Regions from separate parts of the Homo sapiens genome. Here region 2 is linked to region 1. A link is a loop called in an ENCODE intact Hi-C map of the cell type or tissue named here. Cell type or tissue: MCF 10A. All regions are shown on one strand. Links, peaks and the distances in the headings refer to the core of each region. The heading gives the core; the rest is flanking DNA.

Region 1 (5,393 bases), core at 99-5,098:
AAAGAGCTCAAATAGCAAGGCAATATTAAGCAAAAGTAACAAAGTTGGAGACATCAGGTTATTCAATTTCAAACTATGTTACAAGGCTACAGTAATCAAAACAGCATGGTTCCAGTACAAAAACAGACACATAGACCAATGGAACAGAATAGAGAGCCCAGAAATAAAGTCATATGCCCACAACCATCTGATCTTTGGCAAAATAAACAAAATCAAGCAATGGGAAAAGGGGTCCCTATTCAGTAAATGATGCTGGGATAACTGGCTAGCCATATGCAGAAGATTGAAACTGGACCCCTTTCTTATACCATCTACAAAAATAAATTCAAGATGGATTAAAGACTTAAATGTAAAACCTAAAATTATAAAAATCCTGGAAAATGAAAATAACCTAGAAAATACCAATCTGGACATAGGCCCTGGCAATGATTTCATTACAAAATGCCAAAAGCAATTGCAACAAAATAAAAAATTGACAAATGGGACCTAATCAAAGTAGAGAGCTTCTCCACAGCAAAAGAAACTGTCAACAGAGTACACATACAGCCTACAGAATAGGAGAAACTATGCATCTGACAAAGTTCTAATATCCAGCATCTATAAGGAACTTAAACAAATTAACAAGCAAAAACCAAATAACCCCATTAAAAAGTGGGCAAAAGACATGAAGAACACTTTTTGAAAGAAGACATACACATAGCCAATAAGCATATGAAAAAATGCTCAACACTACTATTAGAGAAATAGTAGAGAAATGCAAATGAAAACCACAATGAGATACCATCTTATACTAGTCCAAATGTCTATCACTAAAAAGTCAAAAAATAGATGCCAGAGAGGTTGTGGGGAAAAGGGAAGGCTTATTCACTGCTGATGAGAATGTGAATTAGTTCAGCTATCATGGAAAACAGTGTGGCAATTTCCCAAAGACCTTAGAAGTATCATTTGACCAAATAAATAAATAGAAATATATAAAAAAACATGAAAAATTTCCTTTCCTTTAAACACGTTAGCATTGGTAAGAAAAAGAAACTAAAATATATGACCAGATTAAAAAATAAGTACAACTTCTAGAAACAAAAAAAAGTAAAATTAAAAGCTTAATAGTAAAACAAAGTTTACCTTAAAATTGAAAATGTAAATACAGATGAAGGATAACTGAAGAAAGAATTAGGATACTTGAAAAAAAAAAACAGCAAAAAGAGACAGAGATAGATGATACCAATAGTGTTAGAGAGTCTGCAATATGTCCAGTGGAAATGATGGAATTAAAGAAAGAGAATATGGGTTGGTAAAATGATGCCAAACAGAAGGTACACTACAAAAAATGTACCATAGTGAAAACGCACAATACCAAAGACAAAGAGAAGAAGCCAGAAGGAAAGACAAAATAAAGATAAGTTTAGTAAAGGAAAACTTAGACTGATGGCTGAATTCCCAAAAGAGATGAAACTGATTGTATTATCTCAATAGATGCCGAAAAGGCACTTGATATAATCAGAAAAATGCAAAAATAAGTCCACAATGAGATGATGCAATATCATGACCATAATTGTATAAAAACATTTTAAAATATGATTGCTACCAGCTACTGGCAAGGATATCAATCAATGTGGCATGTAATATGATGATGATAGGAACTAAATGATTTGTTATTATCTTCTAAAATTAAGAAATGCCCTATGGTTCTGCATAGTTTATGCATATATATGTGTGTATACATATGTATGAAATATATTACATATTCATCAAATGCTTAACATTTTAACAGAATATTTATTCTTGAGCTCACATATTCTTTTTAGGGTAATCATCCCTTCTGATACACGTATGTTTAAAGCTGCATTGGTAAATGATACTTGCTCATAAGTTTTCCTTATTTATTTATTTGAAATCCTTTTTTTTACCAATTTGAAATGCTTTCCCCCACAACAGATATACAACATTAGGTGTAAAGCTATTTGTCTCAGGGCATTGATGTTATCATACCACTGTTTTCTGACTCATATGTATACACACATATATATGCATAAACTATGCAGAACCATAGGGCATTTCTTAATTTTAGAAGATAATAACAAATCATTTAGTTCCTATCATCATCATATTACATGCCACATTGATTGATATCCTTGCCAATAGCTGGTAGCAATCATATTTTAAAATGTTTTTATACAATTATGGTCATGATATTGCATCATCTCATTGTGGACTTATTTTTGCATCTTTCTGATTATATCAAGTGCCTTTTTGGCATCTATTGAGATAATACAATCAGTTTTATCTCTTTTTCTATTAATGTGGTGAATTATATTAATTGGTTTTCTAATATTAAACCAACTTTACATTTCTGAGATATAATCAACTTTTTCATAATGCACTACACTTTTTTACATTTTAAATCCTATTTTAACATAACAAAAAAGTTTCAAAATGTATTTTTTTCCCCTTAAGAGTAAGGATCTTGTTGTGAAGTAAATGGTGTGATCCAGGATGTGCGGAACTGCTCAGGATTTCTGGGTAGTTGTGGCTCCAGAAGGAAATCCTGTACTCAATTGTAGTTTGCTGCCATCTGGTGGCTGTTGTCTACTGCCATGAAATCTAAAGATTCTGGGTACTGTAAAGAATGGAACTTCGAGCACAATGGTAAGAAATCTAACTATTTCCAAGAAACCTGGTTTTCATCCCCACCATATTACCCTGAGCAAGGAAGATTGGTTGAAAATAAATGGAATTGTGCGAGCCACCCTCTAACTCCTTGTTTCCCAAGATAAAGTTGTCTGACACTGTCTGCCTTGTTTTCCCTCCCCTCCTTTTGTTTTTTTCCCTCACTGAAAATAATTCCTGTAAGATTTCATCCCTGTTCCAGAAAAGGGATGAAGAGAAAATGGAAAATATTTGCCAGTAACATTATATCTGAACTTGTCTTATTCTGAGGTGCATTTTCATGGAGTTTCACTGAACTTCATTTATAATTGTGTATATGTTCATCATCAAGACAGAACATTATTTATTTTCCTCATAATAACCATGGCACCTTTTGGACTCAAGCTTGTATTACATCATTAAAAGGTGAAGTTTTTCTTCTTTTTATTCTAAAGAGGTGGTTGAAATTTTCTGCTCCTTGAAGGTTTGCAAAAACTGACAAGATGCCATCTGGACAAGTGTTTTTTATGGGAAGAGTTTTGAGGAATGATTTTAGTGGTTAACAGAAGGGGTTATAATCAAAATATTTAACAGCTGTTCAGTAATTGATATATACAAATGCTTATATATCAATACGTAAATCAATAAAAAGTCCCTTTTATGATCTTAGTAAACTGCTTAATGAATGATAAAATTTTTAGCAAATCTATTGATTTTTACAAATTATTGGGGGAATCTTTGGATTTACATCTTACCACTAAATACTGTCTGAGCCACAGTTTGATGTGAAACAACTAGACTAGACCAAACCATTACAAAAGTTGTCCCATTAAATGAAAAGTTATCACATGATGTGGTGTTCAAAAGAATTTTTTTCAGCAAAATTTCTATAGTGCTGAATTCTCTTCAAATTTCTGATAACTATTATCAACATTTGAAGTTTTCTGGCTCCTTTAATGCTCTCTGATATTTTTTATATTCAATAACTCCATTATTCAAGAAGACAAAATCATTTTTCCACTGACATATTTAATTAGATGATTTAAATTTATTAATGTTTTTTATTTTCTTTCTTTCTTTTCTTTTTCTTTTTCTTTTCTTTTCTTTTTCTTTTTCTTTTTTTTTTTTTTTTTTGAGACAGCATCTGGCTCTGTCGCCCAGCAGAGGTGCGATCTTGGCCCACTTCAAACTCCACCTCCTGGGTTCCAGCAATTCTCATGCCTTAGCCTCCCAAGTAGCTGGGATTGCAGGCAGGTACCACCTCGCCTGGCTAAATTTTGTATTTTAAGTAGAGACTAGGTTTTGCTATGTTGGCCAAGCTGGTATGAAACTCATGGCCTCAAGCCATCTGCCTGCCTTGGCCTCCCAAAGTGTTGGGATTACAGGTGTGAGCCACCACGCCCAGCCTGTTTGTTTACTTTTTATTCAAAAAAGTATGCAAATGTTCAATAGAGTTTCTTATGCAATAGTTTGAAAGAACTTAAAAGTTCACTACATGTTTTTTACTGTTGTCTAAATCAATTTTTTTGCTTTTCTTTACATTTTAATTTTTAATTATTTTATCATCAAATTATTGATCATAGTTTTTATTTATTTTATGTTGGTAATTTTTATTTATTGTATATAAAAATAATGAAATAAAGTTCCTTGTTTTGCAATGAAAGTGTATTAGTCAAACTTCTCCAGAAAAGCAGAGAAACAGCAGGATGTATATAAATGAAGAGATTTATCATGAACAAATTGGCTTATTCAAATCCCTATAAGGTTGTCCTGAAAATATTTATTATTAAAACCAGTTTTTTAACATCAAATATAAATTTTGATACGGTATTTTAGGTATTGTGCTTTCCAAATTAGTGAAATTCACAAAAACTAATAAATGATCTTCTAAATCCCAAATTTTACATTTTAGATAAGTTATTTAAATTTTTAAGGTTAAAAAATAAAGATTTTTTGATAATAAGTAATGTGTCCATGATTTATATATTTTTCTAAATTAGATGCCTTTTTTAGTAGATGCACATTTTAACCAATTTGGAACATAGCTAGATTACAAAAATATTTCTCAGTACCATTATTTTTATCATAGACCCCACTGAAATTTTACCAATTGACCTGACAATTCTCTTGTTAGGAAAAAAAAAAATGCTTTCTTCTCTTATACCCTTTTCTCTCTTGTTCAGCATCTGACCCAGTATTACATGTTGCATTTGTCATACCTCTCTAATCTCTTTCAATATGAAAGTGTTTCTCAGTCTTTCCTTTTTTTTCACATCTTTGACCTTTTGAAATGTCTGTTCATTTTAGTTTAATATTTCCTGTTGAACTAGGTTCAGGATCTGTGTTTGGGGCAGGAATACCACGGAAGTGTTGCTTCTTTTATTAGTCCATAATATCAGGAGGCTCGCCATGGTGATGATTTGTCTCCTTACTGACAATGTTAACTTTTATTATTTTGTTAAGATGATGTCTTCCAGGTTTCTCCACTGGATAGATAATTAATAAGTGTATTTAGTGTTTAATAAGAGTAATTAATAAGTATTTTGTTGAGAGATATTTTAAACTATGTAATAGTCTCTTTCTTATCACACTTTCGTCCATTATCTTTAGCCCGTGCATGACTCAAATGAATCAGTTATGACTTTGAGGGTTGCCAAGGGCTAATTTTCTTATTCCATCATTTCTTCTATATCAGTTACTTTACATTTTATGGTAAGGTTGCATTCCATTCATTCATTCACAAATAG
Region 2 (5,393 bases), core at 260-5,259, 380 kb before region 1:
GATTTTGCGATGGAGTCTCACTCTGTTGCCCATGCTGGAGTGCAGTGGTGGCTCACTGCAACCTCTGCCTCCTTGGTTGAAGTGATTCTCCTGCCTCAGCCTCCCGAGTAGCTGGGACTAGAGGTGACCGCCACTGGCTAATTTTTGTATTTTTAGTAGAGGCAGGGTTTCTGATCCCCCGTCTCGCCCTCCCAAAGTGCTGGAATTACAGGTGTGAGCCACTATGCCCAGCCCATTCATGTATTTTAATTGGAGTATTTAGTCCATTAACATTCAGTATAATAATTGATAGGTAAGGACTTACTGTCATTTTGTTACTTGTTTTCTGGTTGTTTTTTTAACTCCTCTCTTCCTTTCTTTCTGAGTGTCTTCCTTTGTGGTTAGGTAAAGTTTTCTGGTAATACATTTTAATACACTGAGCTTTATTTTTGGTGTATTTAATATAGGTTTTTGCTTTGCGGTTGCCATGAGGCTTACAAAATTATCTTATAAATATAATAAGTTATTTTAAACAGATGACAACTTAACTTTTATCACAGAACAGAAAGGAAGGAAAAACTAAAAAACTCTATACTTTAATTCCACCCCCCATTCTGACTTCTTGTTTTTTCAATTTACATCTTTTCATATTGCCTATCTCTTAAAAGGCTGCAGTAGCTATTTTTTATAGATTTTTCTTTTGGTCTTCATTCTAGATTTTTGAGTAGATTACACAATGACAATATTAGAATATTGTTAATTTGTCTGTTTGTCTGTGTACTTTCTTTTACCAGTGAGTTTCTTTCTTTCTTTCCTTTTTCTTTTTTTTGAGACGGAGTCTCACTCTGTCACCCAGGCTGGAGTGCAGTGGTATGATCTCGGCTCACTGCAACATCTGCCTCCTGGGTTCAAGTGATTCTCCTGCCTCAGCTTCCCAAGTAGCTGGGATTATAGGCACCCACCACCACACCCAGATAATTTTTGTATTTTTAGTAGAGATGGTGTTTCGCCATGTTGGCCAGGCTTGTCTTGAACTCCTGACCTCAGGTGATCCTCCCCCCTTGGCCTCCCAAGTGCTGGTATTACAGGTGTGAACCACTGCACTCAACCAGTGAGTTTCATATCTTCAAATGTTTTGCTTTTGTATGATAGCATCATTTTCTTTCAGACTGAAGTACTTTTAGCATTTCTTGTAAGATGGGTCTAGTGGTGATGAATTCCTTCTGTCAGCTTTTGTTTGTTTGGGAAAGACTTTATCTCCCCTTCATGTTTGAGGGAAAGCTTTTTCTGGGTACAGTATTCTTGGTTGAAAGTTTTTTTTTTTCCCATTAGCACATTGAATATGTCATTCTACTTCCTTTTGGCCTTTATGTTTTCTCCTGAGAAGTCTATTGCCAGATGAATCAGAGCCCTTTTATATGTTATTTGCCTCTTTTCTCTTGCTGTTTTTATGATCGTTTCTTTGTCCTTGACCTTTGAGGGTAAACTCTCAAAGTCTTATATGCCTTCGGGTGGTATTATTTGGATTGAAGTCATTTGGTGATCTCTAGCCTTCCTGTAGCTAGATTATACCTTTCTCTAGGTTTGGAAACTTTTCTGTTATTATTTGTTTAAATAAGCTTTCTAACACTTTCTCTTTCCCAATTTCGTCTTTAATGGCAATGACACTTAGATTTGCTCTCTTAAAGGTATTCTCTATATTTTGCAAGTGTTCTTCATTTCTTTCCATTCTTTTTTCTTTCTTCTCCTTTGACTGTGTATTTTCCGATAGCCTGTCTTTGAACTAACTGAGTTTTCCCACTGTTGATCCATTGTGCTGTTGAGAGCCTATAATGTATTTTTCAGTTTAGCAAACATATTTCTCAGTTCCAGGATTTCTGTTTAAATTTTTAAATTATTTGAATATCTTTGTTAAATATCTCTAGTAAATTTCTGAATTGCTTTTCTGTGTTATCTTGGAGTTCACTGAGTTTCCTTTGAACTGCTACTTTGGATTCTTTAACAGAGCTTATATATCACTGCCTCATTAGGATCAGTCTTTGGCTCATTGCTTTGCTCATTTGTGGAGGTCAGAGTTCCCTGTTTGCTGTTGTTTCTTATGGATATACATCTATGGCTTTGCATTGGAGGATTATTTACAGTTTTTGCTGTCTGGCTTGTTTTGGTCTTCCTAGGGTATGTTTGCTATGGGGTAATATTTAGCTGCCTGTTGGTCTCCTTATCCTACATTGTTGCCTCCTTTTCAACACTAGATGGTGCCTTAAGCCCAGATTTGGCTTGGGCTTCTTGCAACTGCTCAGAGTGTTGCCCATCCCTGACTGAGGAGAGAGAGGAAGTCCCAAAGAAGTTACCATACCCATGAGGGAAATCTGGCTAGGGATTTGTGCTCAAAAGACTGGTAGAATGTGCCTCATACAATGTCGTACTGCTGAACAGACACTCTGATTTGGCATCTCCTTTGCCTTAAAGACCAGGGTTTCACAGGCTGGGGTTTCTAGTCCCACTTTCCCTCTTTATCTCCAGCTGCCCTTGGGGTTTTCCTTCCTACAGGTATTTCCCATGAGTTGAGGCAGGAATGCTTTTCCTACAAGGGAATCCACGATGGTGGAGAAGCTGGCTATCTACCTCAATCTCACTTTTTCCGATCTAGAAACCATGAGTCTGGGGGAATTTTCCACAAATGGTGCCTGGCAGATTGAGGATCGGTATCAAAGATAGACAGGTTTGTTTCTCTTACCCGAAGCTCGGAGTTTCTCACTTCTCTGTGGCTGTAGGGATTGCCCCAGCCTCAGATTTGAGTTTTAGGATTTTGCTGGTTACTATATATATATATATATTTTTTTTTTTTTTGGAGGCGGGGACCGGGTCTTGCTTTGTCACCCAGGCGGGAGTGGAGTGGAGTGGAGTGGCTCCAATATGGCTCACTGCAGCCTTAACTTCCTGGGCTCAAGTGATCCTCCCACCTCATCCCCCCAAGTAGCTGGGACTACAGGTGTGCACCACCACACCTGGCTAATTTTTTGTGTTTTTGTGGAAGCAGGGTTTTGCCACATTGTCCAGGTTTGTCTCGCACTCCTGGACTCAAGCAATCTGCCCACCTCAGCCTCCAAAAATTCTGGGATTACAGGTATGAACCACTGTACCTGGCCCCTGGTGATAATCTTGATGCTGGATATTTGTTCTTGGTTTTCTGCTGGGGAGAGCAAAGTCAGATTGTTTCTGCTATACCATTTTGATGACATCCTTTGATACTAAAATCTTTTAAGGAAAATATAAGAATAATGTATCACAGGCTAATCTTGTTTATATAAAGATGCAAAAATATGATCAAATTAGCAGCAAAGTGAGCCTAACTATCTTAAAGACAAGACACTACTTCAGGAAAACTGGACTTCTTTCTGAAAAGAATTTTTTAAAAAGAAGTGTGTTATTATTACTCATCATATTTAGATATTAAAATAAAACATATATGATTATCTAATTAAATGTAGAAATAGCATTGGTAGCATTCAACATCCATTCATTGTTAAAAGTCTTAGAAAACAAGGAATAGAGGAAACTTTCTTAACATGAAAAATTAAGGTTATTTACAAATAATTTACAGGAAACATCGTATTCAATTGTAAATTACTGAATGCACTTATCTTACAATCAGAAATAGGCCGGGTGCGGTGGCTCATGCCTGTAATCCGAGCTCTTCTGTGGCTGAGGCAGGCAGATCACCTGAGGTTGGGAGTTCGAGACCAGCCTGACCAACATGCAGAAACCCCATCTTTACTAAAAATACAAAATTAGCCGGGAGTGGTGGTGCGTGCCTGTAATCCCAGCTACTCAGGAGGCTGAAGCAGAAGAATTGCTTGAACCCAGGAGGTGGAGTTTGCAGTGAGCCGAGTTCATGACATTACACTCCAGCCTGGGCAACAAAAGCAAAACACCGTTTCAAAAAAAAAAAAAAATTCACAATAGCAAAGACTTGGAACTAACCCAAATGTCCATCAATGATAGACTGGATTAAGAAAATGTGGCACATATACACCATGGAATACTATGCAGCCATAAAAAAGGATGAGTTCATCTCCTTTGTAGGGACATGGATGAAGCTGGAAACCATCATTCTGAGCAAACTATTGCAAGGACAGAAAAACAAACACCGCATGTTCTCACTCATAGGTGGGAATTGAACAATGAGAACATTTGGACACAGGATGGGGAACATCACACACCAGGGCCTGTCATGGGGTTGGGGGAGAGGGGAGGGGTAGCATTAGAAGATATACCTAATGTAAATGACGAGTTAACGGGTGCAGCACATCAACATGGCACATGTATACCTATGTAACAAACCTGCACGTTGTGCACATGTACCCTAGAACTTAAAGTATAATAAGAATAGTAAAAAAGAAAGCTTTGGAACATGAAAAAAAATCAGAAATAATTCAGAGAGTGCTGCTATTACTACATTTATTCTCATTATACTAGAGTTTCTAGCCTGATTATTAAAATCAGAAAAGGAAATAAAGGGTCAAATAGTTGGAAAGGAAGAAAGAAAAAAATGTCGTTATTTGTGGATGGCCTGATTATCTATATAAAATCAAAAATCAAAATAACCTATAATTTATCAAAATTAATATACTTCAATATCTTCATTTATAAAATATAGATAATAATGTCCATTCTGTTTAAAAGAATTAAATAAAATGCTGTGTATAGTCCTACGACATTGAAATTATACTGCAGTTTCTCAGCTTCTCTTGCAACCAGAATGCAGGCTTGTGAACTAGCTCTTCTAATTTTAGGAACTTTCACAAGACCTTAGCCTGGAGATGAGCAGTGTGTGAAAACAGCCTTCATTTTGCTGGCATATATTGCCTGCCAAAACATACAGGTTGAAAGGACAGCAATGATTGCAGGACTGATTTCTGATAGGGAAATACGTTTTACTGTTGTTTTAATCAAATTCTTGGCATTTAGTACTTGGCAGCACCCATGGCCATGCAGGAGGTTTTCTCATCAAACCAGTCCTGTGGCAAAGTTGTTAGCATTTTTACCAGAAGCTTGGACATCTTTTTCTCCAGCTTTTCTAATAATTTCAGGAACTGATAGTCTTTATTAAATTACTTTTCTGTTTAAGTTAGGCTTGGACTAGGATAGTTTGCAATAACTACCTTGACTAATACACAATTACTTTCACTTTTAAAAATCTTTATCATGCATGCTTATTTTACAAGGTTGAATTAGTTGTGTGTAGACAATATAGAATTTATATTTCTTTTTAATATTTTATTTTATTTTATTATTATTATACTTTAAATTTTAGGGTACATGTGCACAATGTGCAGGTTTGTTACATATGTATACACGTGCCATGTTGGTGTACTGCACCCATTAACTCGTCATTTAGCATTAGGTATATC

What was found. Hi-C counts contacts between places; a loop is a spot of excess contacts. Peaks named below come from ENCODE experiments on the same cell type or tissue, not always from the same donor. Only the 100,000 strongest peaks of a DNase experiment are listed, where the experiment ranks them.
Region 2: it touches region 1 in a loop (5-fold over the local background); 16 of 110 quality-filtered maps call a loop at or near these places.

What each region holds. Positions count from the first base shown.
Region 1 is chr12:55,140,886-55,146,278 of GRCh38, forward strand. No RefSeq gene overlaps it. Among named protein-coding and RNA genes, the nearest start is that of OR9K2, 17 kb to the left of the region's middle. In MCF 10A, for the core only: a CTCF peak has its summit at 2,591 (motif pointing left); a DNase peak (open chromatin) is centred at 2,556.
Region 2 is chr12:54,757,692-54,763,084 of GRCh38, forward strand. No RefSeq gene overlaps it. Among named protein-coding and RNA genes, the nearest start is that of MUCL1, 94 kb to the right of the region's middle. In MCF 10A, for the core only: a CTCF peak has its summit at 2,240 (motif pointing right); a DNase peak (open chromatin) is centred at 2,260.